Linked DNA regions of Homo sapiens: region 2 is linked to region 1. A link is a contact called in ENCODE Hi-C data. All regions are on one chromosome and are shown on one strand. Each heading gives the region's core, a stretch centred on a gene start or an enhancer-like site at or near the end of the contact. The rest is flanking DNA. Distances are from core to core; before and after follow the strand shown. Region 1 holds the start of IHH (Indian hedgehog signaling molecule). Region 2 holds the start of WNT6 (Wnt family member 6).

Region 1 (5,576 bases), core at 1,216-3,715:
GGGCTGACAATCCCAGACCTCCAGGACCTCTGCACCGGTGCCCCGCCCCTATACCGTAGGAAGGAACTCCATAAACCAAGCTTCTGATCTCAGGGAGCCAGCTCCACCATCCTCCTCACGTGGAGTTGGGGTAGAGCCGCGCCCTGGGGGAAGGACCGAAGCGGTCATCCTTGGTTGCTGCCTCCTGGTGTGCCTGGGTCCTGAGAGCCCAAGAGACTGTGCAGCTGACTCTGAGAAGAAGCTGGGGCCAGGGCCTTGGTCTGAGGGGAAAGGCCCTTCCACCAGTCCTCGACTCTGAGACTCTGAGATTCGAGGCGCCAACAAGTGTGGGCAGCCCAAGTCTCAACCTACCCCCACCCTGCAGAGCCCGGGCCTCACAGACCCTTGGACTCAGCCTTCCTAGGAGCCAATAGCAGCTACAACCCAGGGCCTCGCAGGTCCTCGCTGGTGCACAGCCTGGCTGGGGGTGCTTACTGCCCAGGGAGGGAGCTCCGCTTGCTCCTTCGTAGACCCTGCCGTCAGGCTTCTAGCCCCGCACCTATGCCCGCCTGCAGCCCTGGTTCCCCGCCTCTCTCCCTCACTGCCACCGCCCCCTCTCGGGTCCAGAGCCCGGGCGTGCGCTGTCAATGATTGCCCAGCCCGTGGCCCGGATCCTTATCTGCATTCCTCGGCGCCCGGCCCGGCCCGGCCACCAGCCAACCTTCGGCCCCGACACTGGCCGGCCAGCCCCGGCGCCAGGGTGCATGCTGAGGGCCCTGAGTCTAGCTGCTCTTCCCAACGGATCTAGAAAGCCAGGGGCCTGCTTTCAGGGGGAAGCCTCGGGAGACCCCGAAGGAAGGGGGTGAAGGTCTCTCCCCTCGCGGACCTGGCTGCTGGGAAGGAATTTGCGCCTCTAAGCTTGGGTGGAGCGCGGGTCCTACTCCAGCATGCAGAGACTAGCGTCAGCCCTGGTCCCTGCCTCCCTCGGCATCTCAGCCCCTCTTTTCCACTCCTTCCCGTCCCCACCACCAAGCCCAGGAATCCCCTAAGCTCAGTCCCAGAGCCCGAAGGCCCCAATAACCCACCCTTCCACCGCAGTAGCACCCCTCAGCTCTCCGGACAGACACGTGGGCTCGCTGGGCAGGTTCCTTTTCCCACCTCCGCCTCCCGATTCAACTCTTCCTCGCTGTTCTTAACCCCAGACCCAGCCGGGACGCTGCTCCTGGAAGGGGCAGCCCGTAGAACCAAGAGCGCACAGGGAGGAAAGGCCGTGGTGACCCTACGCACCCAGAGATTCTTTGCCTCAGGGGTGCCGAAAAGTTTCAAAATGAAAGGGGCACAGCTGTGCAGAAGGTTAGGCCGGGAGGGACTGCGTGGGTCCTGGAGGCGCAGGAGGCAGCCGGGTAGAGGTACCTCCGGGTGCAGCGTCTGGCTGAGCTGCCAGTACTTTGGGGCAGAGGAGCCGCCGCCAACCTGCTGGGCTGTGGGGCTTGGCAGCGGGGAGCTCTTCTAGCAGTCTCCTCCGGGCTTGGGGATGCCGACACTCCTGCCTGGACCCCTGGCCAGCCCATCTTGGGCAGGAGGCAGCGGGGCTTGGCGAGAGGGGCAGGTGCCAGGGAGCGTGCCAGCCAGTCGAGAAAATGTGCCAGGGGGTGGGTAGGGCCGGGCAGGTGGCCGTGCTTCGGTGGCGGCGCGCTGGTAGGGCGGATCGCGCTCACCTGGGTCATGAGGCGGTCGGCGCCTGTGTTCTCCTCGTCCTTGAAGATGATGTCTGGATTGTAATTGGGGGTGAGCTCCTTGAAGCGCTCGGAGCTGCGAGCGATCTTGCCTTCATAGCGTCCGCTGGCGCCCAGGGTCTTCTCGGGCACATTGGGGCTGAACTGCTTGTAGGCGAGCGGCACGAGTTTGCGTGGCGGTCGCCGGCGGCTGCCCACCACCCGACCCGGCCCGCAGCCCCATGCCGCCGGCACCACCAGCAGCAGCAACAGGACCAGGCAGAAGTGCAGTCGGGGCCGGAGCCGGGCGGGAGACATGGCCGGGGAGCCCGGGGGAGCGGCGGGCGAGGTCTCCTGGTGGGCTGATGGGCAGGCGCGTCGACGGGAGCGCTGCGGGGGCTCAGGCGTCCGGGTGGCTCCGGGGGGCTCCAGGCGGGGGCGCCATGGGCGGCGTGGTGCGGCCAGGGCCGGCGGGACTCAAGTGCGGGGCGGGGGCCCAGGGCCCGAGCTGGTGGCGGCGCGCTGTCCCCCTCGGCGCCTCGACTCTGAGCTGCCGGGCTCGCCGGCCGCCAATAAATAGGCCGGCCCGTTTGTTTTGGCAACGCGGCGGCGGCGGGGGGCGGCGGGCGGCGGGGCTGCGGGCCGCCGGGCTGGGCTGGGCTGGCCGGGCCGGCGGGCTGCAGGGCCCCGCGGTTAGCACCCCGGCCCGGCGGTCAGGCGGCTCGGGCGGAGCGGGAGCTGCTGCCGTCTGCGGCGCAGCCCGGGGCCGAGTGAGAGGGGAAATGGAAGAGATCCGGGCTCGGGCCCCGCGCAGACCGCACCCTACCCATGTCCCTGCCTCCTGTGCGCTCGACAGCGAACCTGCAGCAAGGGCAGCACAGCCTCCTCCCCCTCGGGCGGGCGGCCCCGGCACTAGCCAGCCCTCGTCCCGCTCGCGCCTCCGCCGCGCGTCCGCCCGCCCGCTGCCCTCTGCGCCCCCTGCGCTGCCCGAGTTTGCCCTCCCCGCCTGGACGCGCCCCACCCCGCCCTGGCCTCGCCTACCGGCTCTTCGCGGCTCTGGGGTGCCCCGCCAGGCGCAAACCTCCCGGACAGGAGCTGCCACCCCCACGGAGACCGCAACCCACGGCGCGGCCGGACGCGAGGGGCGGGGGGCAGTGGCCGGACCGCACAGCCGCCTACGGTGTCCCCTGCGGGGAAGCAAACCCAAAAGGCAGGAGGCCACTCATAACCTGGTGCCCCACCCTGGCCCGGGCGACGCGCCCTTTCAGCTTGGTGGAGCTGGGTTCTGTATCAACCTGGTGCACATCCCACAGCCTGCCTGTCGGTGTCAAACTGGGGATGGGGAGTCTAGCCTTTTGAAGAGTCAAATAGGGGGTTTTAAGTTGGAAACACTGTTGAAAGTGACAATATGAAGTTGCAAAGGGATAGGTCAATATGCAGAGAAGGGTAGCTAAAATGGTGACGTCAACAGAATACCGAGGAACCCCGACTGACCATGTTAAAGAGGGGCAGCAAAGATCTCAGTAACGGGGGCTTGGTATGAATGCCAAAATGATGCAAAGCCACCGGAACTGCTAAATAATTACTTGGTTCTATATTACACATCTAAAAGAGCAGAGAATATGTAGAAACAACTAGGAACGTGAACATGTGTTATGTGTTTTTATATGACATTCGAGAAAGCTGAATGAATTAGGATCCCTTCTGCCAAAACAAGTAAAGGCAAGTGTGTTAAAAAGCAAACAAAAAACATCACCACCACAACACCAAACTATATGATTTGACTGTAATAGATTCTACAAATCCAATAAAGGTAGAAATGAAAAGATGAGAAATAAAAAGACTTAAAAATTCTCACTCAAATGCTATTAATACAATAGGTACCATTTTATTGGTACTTATATTCCTGAACATGGTAGTTATTAGATATTATTGTACTATGTCTTCTACTTGCATTATCTAATTTAAACTCGAAACGGCCAAAGGAGCTATTACTGTCCACATTTTACGAATGAAGATATTGAAGTTCAGAGAAGATGAACAACTTGCTAGTGGCTGAAAAGCAGGGATTGAAGCCCATGACTCTGGCCCAGCCCCAGTTTTTGCCCATGCAGGTGCATTGTCCCTCTGTGCAGGACCAGTCCACTCAACACCACTGGGTTCGGGGCTGAAGTAGCTGTTCACAGATTTACTCACACTCTCTGGATCGGTTTTATAAACACAAATTCAGGATTGGATGAGACTCAAGAGAGTGCTTAATCTAAGCGCTTGATATTACAGAAAAGGAAACTGAGGCCCACAGAAAGAAATTTAGGATTGCTCCACTAGGAGTGGAGTGGTGCCTGCAATGTGGAAACAAAATGGATCGCCTCCTTTCCTCCCCTTTGCCCGCACCTTCTCCCCACCCCGCATGTTCTCTCTTGCATTAGCATTCAGATTCTGTTTCCTAGTCAAAGATGAATGTTGCTTCTTTTCCCTGAAAGCCTTCCAAGTGCTTTAACTTGTATTTTCCAGGGCTCAAGAACTATCTCTGCGATATTCTCCATCCCCTTTCCCTCCTGCCCCTCTACCTCAGATTTCTGGAACAGGGTCAGTACCTCTCACAAACCAAACAGGGGCTCTCTGTTTTTATGGAGTTCCATGAAAGAAAATTCCATAGGCTTCTGCGGTCACCTATCCCACTGTTTAATAATATTCTTCTAGAGAAATTTCGCCTTAAATTTAATCTATCTCCCTCCCTCTCTAATGCAAATTCAACTCGTTCCTCTTTTTCTGGCCTTAGGGATTAGGGCCATTATCCTGCTGATTATCCTTCATGCATTGTCTTGAAGAGTTGTTAAATTGCTTTCAATCTTCTTTTCTCCAAGTAAAAGACAATTTCTTTAAGTTCTCTCAGAGGTTCTAATTTATAACCATTTATTAGCTTTTCCATTCTTCCTCTCATTTCTCCTCTCTCAGACTGTAATTCTAACCTATTAAATACAAATCTGGTAAAGATCTGATCCATGTCAAATAAGTTTTTATGCTATAAGTACTCCCATAGCTTGCCATCAGGTGTGCCTCTGCAGCAGAGCCACCTCGTTGGTTGAGACTGGGCTTCACCAAGACCAGACCCTCCTCTGCCAGGCTAATTTAGGAACAGTGATTAGGGTGTGTGCTGGAGAAGCAGAGGGAGACCAGCGTGTATCAAGTCTTTTCTCTCTGCCAGGTGCTTTACACAATTAGTAAAATCTCCACAATAATCCTCTGTGCATGACATTATTCTCATTTTACAAATTTATAACTCCAAGATCTAGATGCCAAGTAACTTGCCTGGGGTCCCAGAGCTAAAATTTGAACCCAGAGCTTTTGCACTCCAAAGCTATACTCTTTTCTCAGGACATAATGGTGCTCCAAGATCTGAATCTCAAATTTGGGTCAACATCAGTCCAACCTCCTTCAGTGGAGGAAGGATGGAGACTGGGAGCACCATAATTTCTACAGCAGTGACCTGGAGCACTTTAAATCCAACCTGGGGCCTCAGTATCCGGGTCATTTCTTGGCTGCCTATGTTCTTAGCTGTTCAGTAGGTGTTGGGTGGCTTTTAAACTGGGCTAGTAGCTCCTTAGACCTATCAAACAAGGCCTGGTTCTTTTTCTGATCATTGCCAGCCTCTGTCAGCAGTATTAAAATTGGACGGGGGCAGAGTATGCCACTATGGAAGCTCCAGTGGCATACAGCCTGGGACATGTGACCTCATTATCAGGAGAGAGATGCAGTGATCGAGCCTCACTGGGCTCGACCCTCCTGGGCCTGCTGGTAAAATCACTTTCTTCTTTCACCTTTAGATCTCTTCTATCCTTCAATCAGCTCTATTTTGAAGAGAACAAATTATCTATTGCT
Region 2 (5,681 bases), core at 1,107-3,606, 200 kb before region 1:
GGGGTGGGGCCAGCTGTGTATGTTTGCAGGAAAGGTGGGGGGTGGGGGCAGAAAGGCCGCCTGCGGGGGAGAAGGCTTCTTGGCAAACGCCCCAGTTTCCTGAGCTGATCCCTGCTCCCTGCCACTGCTCCCAATTCTGTTGTTTCAATAACATCATTTTTATCCACCCCACAGAGAGACTGTGTCTTAGGAAGGGGAGGCGAGGGGCAGGGCTAGGGCATGGGGGAGGGGTGGTAATGGAGAGAGGCTGGGTCTGGAGGCAGCAGGGACTAGATTTGGGGCGCTCCCTCCTCAGGCAGAGGCAGGGCGGTCTCAGAGCCCAGGTCCCCTGATGACAAAGACAAATACATTAAAATTCTTGCCTCGGAGAAGAATGCAGGATAGGGAGAGCATTTCATAATCTGCAATAACAGTAGCAGGGTGGGAGCAGGGCTGGGCAGGGGGTTCGGAACCCAGACAGTGGCTCCCAGGAGGCTGGCCACTGGCCACCTGTAGCCTCCAGGGACCCCCAGAGCCCTCTAGCTGCCTATTTGGTACCACATGGCTGGAGTGTGCACCCAAACTGGGTATGTCTTTGAATGTGTAGTGTCCAGAGTTGGCATTGACCTTTAGGAACTGTCCAGATTGGCATTGCCCCGTAGAAACAGCAACTGTGTGCAAAGTTACTAGGTGCAGGGGCTGTGCGTGGCCTTTGGATACTGTTAAAGGCTAAAATGGGAGAGGGCAGTGCTTAGACCAGACCCTCTCTCTATGACTCTTGCCACTGCCCCCTGCCCCCTTCCCCTTCTTTAGTGTGTCCTAGCCCTTTCACCAGAACTCTCTGTATCCAGTGCAAGGGATTGAGCTGATGCAGCCTGGACACCAGGGCCCTGACATGGAGCTTGCTTGCCGGCAAGTCCACACTTCTCCAGTTCTCTCACCTCTGTCTGCTCATTCCTTCCCCCATCAGCCTCCTCCCCTGGGGTCACATCCCTTGGCCCCTTGGCCTCATCTTGATCTACTTGTCCCCCCTCTCTGGGTGACTCAGGATCTTGTCTTCTCTCTCTGCTCACCAAGGTTGTTTGGAAGTGACCTCAGTCATCACTCTCTTGGAAGCGACCTCAGTCCCCACATTCAGGTCCCCCTCTCTACCAACAACCAGGAGCTTTCTTCTGGGCGCCTGACGTTTCTGCCATAGGGACTCGATCTGTCCTCCCCACTCCAGGACAGCTTTAAAGGTTGATGGTTGCTCTTGATGGTATGGCAGGGAGAATGTCCCACACCACCTGTCCCTTGGCACCCCGGGGCACGTCGGGGACGGGAGGGGCAGGGGCTGCTGCCCACTGCCAGCCGAATGGCATGATGAATGGAGCTGTCCCTCTTCCCCACGGAGCCTTTGATCTCCCCCTCGTGGGGAGGGGGCCAGGGGCATCAAAGACATTTTTGTGGCATTAGAAAATCTGATAAACGCCATCTCACCTGCAGCTGGCTCTCCCACCCCTTCTACCCGGGCCAGGTTGGGGGAGGAACTCGAGGCAGGGACTCTTGGACACGCGAGGCCGGGCTAAAGCGAATTCTGACCCCTCGATCTCTTGAAAGTCTGCGACCTCCATTCTCCCGCTCGCTTACAAGTGCCAGCGCTTGCGCGCACGCCCTGGAGCGGCTACTCTTGCCCTCTCATTTCCCCCACCTCCCCGCCCTAGAACGCGGGCTTGAGAGGTGGGATGGCTGGGGGAGCGAGAGCGGAGGCCCAGGGCTTCCTCCCTTCTTCAAGGAGAGGCTGACGAAGGGGCATGAGGCATCGAACAGGGACACGGAAAGAGATGACCCCTCCAGCATCCGCCTGTCGGGCGGTCCAGTTTGACAACCCTCGCCGAAGCACCCCGCGCCCCAGGCCAACTTCCTCTCTTGCCTCCGCGCCAGCATCTCCCTCCGCACCGCCCCCCGCCCCAAACTCCCTCATTCCTGGGAAGTTTTCTCTCTTTACAGTCAACAAACCTGTCAAACGTCTCCCTTCCAGCCCGTCCCCCATTCCTCAGCTCCTCTTTCTCCCCCCTCACCCCTCTCTACTCTTCTTCCCAGCCCTTCCTTGCCCCCGACTCCAGGCGGCCGCGAGCGGCGGGGGGCTCCAAGTCCGAGAGAGGCGAGGCGAGGGGGCGAAGCGGGCGGGTCCCACAGCCCGAAGCGCGCTGGGGCCCCGCCCCGGCACCCCGCTCCCGCCCTCCGCTGCGCTCCGCGCCAGCCGCCCCGGGGCGCACGGCTCGCTCCCGAGAGTCCCGCTGCCTGACTGTCGCAACTGCCACCTCCCTCCGGCCCCCTGCCCCCCGCCCCCGCCTCGGCCCCGCTCCCCTCCCACCTCCGCCCCCGGCTCTGATTTCTTCTCCCGAGCGAGCTCCGCAGGAGACACAGGCGCTGGCTGCCCCGTCCGCTCTCCGCCTCCGCCGCGCCCTCCTCGCCCGGGATGGGCCCCCCCGCCGCCGCCGGATCCCTCGCCTCCCGGCCGCCGCCGTTGCGCTCGCCGCGCTCGCACTGAAGCCCGGGCCCTCGCGCGCCGCGGTTCGCCCCGCAGCCTCGCCCCCTGCCCACCCGGGCGGCCGTAGGGCGGTCACGATGCTGCCGCCCTTACCCTCCCGCCTCGGGCTGCTGCTGCTGCTGCTCCTGTGCCCGGCGCACGTCGGCGGACTGTGGTGGTGAGTCCGGCTGTCCTGGCGCGGCTCTGGACCCTGGAGGGTGGGGACCCCGGGACCCAGGACAGACTGGGGTGTTCCGCAGCCTCCCGGCTCTACCTGCTCTCCGAGCCCAGCTTTCTGGCCTCGGCCGGGGGCGTTTCTGAACTCCACTTCGACGTTCCTAACCCTCGGGAACATTCTATTGTGTTTCCTCCTCCCGGGTTCTCTCCCACCCCCCGCCAAGTTATGCGCTCACCCAGCTCACCAAGGAACAGGCGAGTGGGTAGGAAAGATCTTTCGGGAAGACACATATCCGAGGAAAAGAATGTGTGAGGAGGGCCCTGGATTCAGGGTATGGGGCTGGATTTGGAGAAGACAGGAACAAGGTGGGAAGCCACAAGGCAGAGAGGGCCACACAGCTGCCCCTTCCCCGCCCTGCTTTGCCTACCAACCCACCGGCTTCTCTCTGGGCTCCTGAGGAGTGGGCCTTAGTGACGACAGAGGGAATATAAAGGGGAAAGTGAGTCAGGACCCTGGTTTTCTCTACCTCGTCCTCCCCAAGCAAGGAAAAGGAGGAGCGGAAGGAACCGGACCCAGGCGCCCGGCCCTTCCAGACCTGGGGGTCATGAATGAAAAAATATGTGCAGCCCGGGAGATACGGGACCGGGAGGGGTCCTGCGGGAAGGGAGAGGGGCCTGGCCAGCCAAGGGAAGGGGGCGTCTTCCCAGGCTTGGCCCTAGCTAGAAGGGACACCTAGGCAGCGAAGGTTGCGGGAGCTTCGAGCCTTGGGGGTGGGGGTGGGGCCGGGGCGGGGAAGGAGGGTGCCCGACCGGGACGGCTCAGAGATCCAGATCCAAAGGACTTTTTTCCCCCTAGGTCTCCAGAGCCGCAAACCCTCGCCCGGAATAGCTCAGTGTTTAGAGAGGAGAGACTTGGACAATAACGCTGACGGGTTAGCCAATCCTAAGAAGGCAGGGTCGTGTCTATTTGCATATTGCCATGTGATTGGCTGGATGCCGACCCTCCGCTCCTCCCTCGCCCCCCAGATTTGGAAGAGAGGCAGATCCCCGTGCTCTGGAGAGATAGGGAGTAGGATGCCCACACAGGGAGTGGCGGGCAGCAATCCCTACTCCGTGATGCGGAGAGCCGTCCGACGCTAGTGTCACGGAAAGGGCGAACCGAGGACGACCCAGGTCCTATCTAGGGAACATATGCCCTTTGATCCGGCTTAGTATAATGCAGTGGCAGCTTTGAAGCAGATAGATCTAAGATCTAAACATTATGTTTGTGATCTTGGGCTAGTCACTTCCTTTCCCTACCTCTCAGTCTTAACTGGAAATAGGATAACAGTCTCCCTACCTGGCAGGCTTGCTGGGAAGGTTAGGTGGGAGGACGTGTAGAATAATAGGACCTTAGGAGGTACTCAGTATGTACAGCGCCCCCCTCACAACCCAGCTTCTCCTGGCCAGGGTCCCCAGGAGTGAAAAAGGGGATTCATTTACATTTAAAATCCAGAGTTCCAAGGAAAATGTTGTAAAGGAATCTCTTTTCCCCATAAACGCCTAACTTTGCCCTTTTTCAAGGTGTGGGGATGGGGTCCCTCCCTGATGGCCATTGTCTTCCTTCCCCTCCCTCCCCCTCTGTCTAAATCATTCTTATCCTTACGGTTAAAATACCATTTCCTCCCTGAAGCTGCCCCCTTGTCCTCCTTCCATTGCCTTCTCTGCGCTCCCACTGTATCACATACATTGGGCAACTATGCTGGTTACTGCATTTGGCTGACAACAGTCCTTTAGGTCTCTCTTCCCTGCTCCTGGAAGGCAGATACCTTGTCTTTAGGAGCCCTGAGGCCTAGGAGTGTGTTGGTGCTGGAGATGGGCTTGCAGAGTGTCATTGGACTGGCTGATTCACCTTTCTGGGCTCTGTATCTGTGGGGCTTCCTTTGTTCAGGAAGGACTGCTGGGTGGCAGCCAAGCCAAAGGAGAGTGGCCTGGTCCCTGAGAGACTGACCCTGAAGCTGGGAAGAAGGGAGTGGGGGAGGAGGTGACACGGGCAGGTGTGGGAGAACACAGAGGCCTTCATGGCCACAGCTGCAGGGCGTGCCGGGTGAGGAGTGAGGGGTCCCAGTGATAACGTGTCTGACTGCCTTGCTCAGATGTGCCTCTGAGGGAATGAGCCTCTCCTCCCTGCCTTGGCCCCTTCACTCTCCTTTGTCTATTCATTTTGTTTTTCTTTCTTTATTTCTATTTTTATTTATTTATTTATTTAGAGCAGAGTCTCGTTCTGTCGCCCAGGCTGGAGTGCAGTGGTGCGATCTTGGCTCATGGCAACCTCTGTCTCCCCGGTTCAAGTGATTCTCCTGCTTCAGCTTCCCAAGTAGCTGGGACTACAGGCACCCACCACCATGCCTGGCTAGTTTTTGAATTTTTAGTAGAGGTTTCACCATGTTTAGTAGAGGTTTCACCAGGTTTCAACAAGGTTTCACCGTGTTGGTCAGGCTGGTCTCAAACTCCTGACCTCAAGTGATCTGCCCGCCTCGGCCTCCCAAAGTGCTGGGATTACAGGCCCAGCCATTACCATGGCATTACCATGCCCAGCCTATTTTACTTTTTATTTTTTATTTTTTTGAGACGGAGTCTCGTTGTGTCGCCCAGGCTGGAGTGCAGTGGTGCAATATTGGCTCACTACAACCTCCACCTCCCGGCTCAAATGATTCTCCTGCCTCAGCCTCCTGAGTAACTGGGATTAGAGTTGCCCACCACCATGCCCAGCTAAATTTTGTATGTTTAGTAGAGACGAGGTTTCACCATGTTGGTCAGGCTGGTCTCAAACTCCTGACCTCAAGCAATCTGCTCACCTTGGCCTCCCAAAGTGCTGGGCTTACAGGCATGAGCCATTGTGCCTGGTCACTTGTCTATTTCTGACACTTCATCTCTTTGGTCTGAGCCCAGATCCCCTTCCCCTGGATCTTTGACTCTGCTTACACTCCTGAGCTCTCCCCACCCTACCAGTGCCCTCCAAGATCAAGTTTGG

Evidence for each region. A loop is a pair of places that touch in the nucleus more often than their neighbours do. Pooled maps may share reads with other maps.
Region 2: a loop to region 1 is called in a pooled map, with 8 times the contacts of the local background. The contact joins the promoter of WNT6 here to the promoter of IHH in region 1. A Hi-C loop is called at or near these places in 1 of 37 single-sample maps with no recorded cell type and 7 of 50 pooled maps.

Annotation. Positions count from the first base shown.
Region 1 is chr2:219,058,456-219,064,031 of GRCh38, forward strand. It overlaps IHH (Indian hedgehog signaling molecule), which reads right to left and starts at 2,466. Exons shown (of 3, transcript NM_002181.4): 1 at 1,698-2,466. The coding sequence starts at 2,012. LOC124906120 (a long non-coding RNA gene) reads left to right here and starts at 3,238. Exons shown (of 3, transcript XR_007088092.1): 1 at 3,238-5,576. It overlaps MIR3131 (microRNA 3131), which reads right to left and starts at 295; the gene lies at 233-295.
Region 2 is chr2:218,857,449-218,863,129 of GRCh38, forward strand. WNT6 (Wnt family member 6) reads left to right here and starts at 2,357. Exons shown (of 4, transcript NM_006522.4): 1 at 2,357-2,669. The coding sequence starts at 2,590.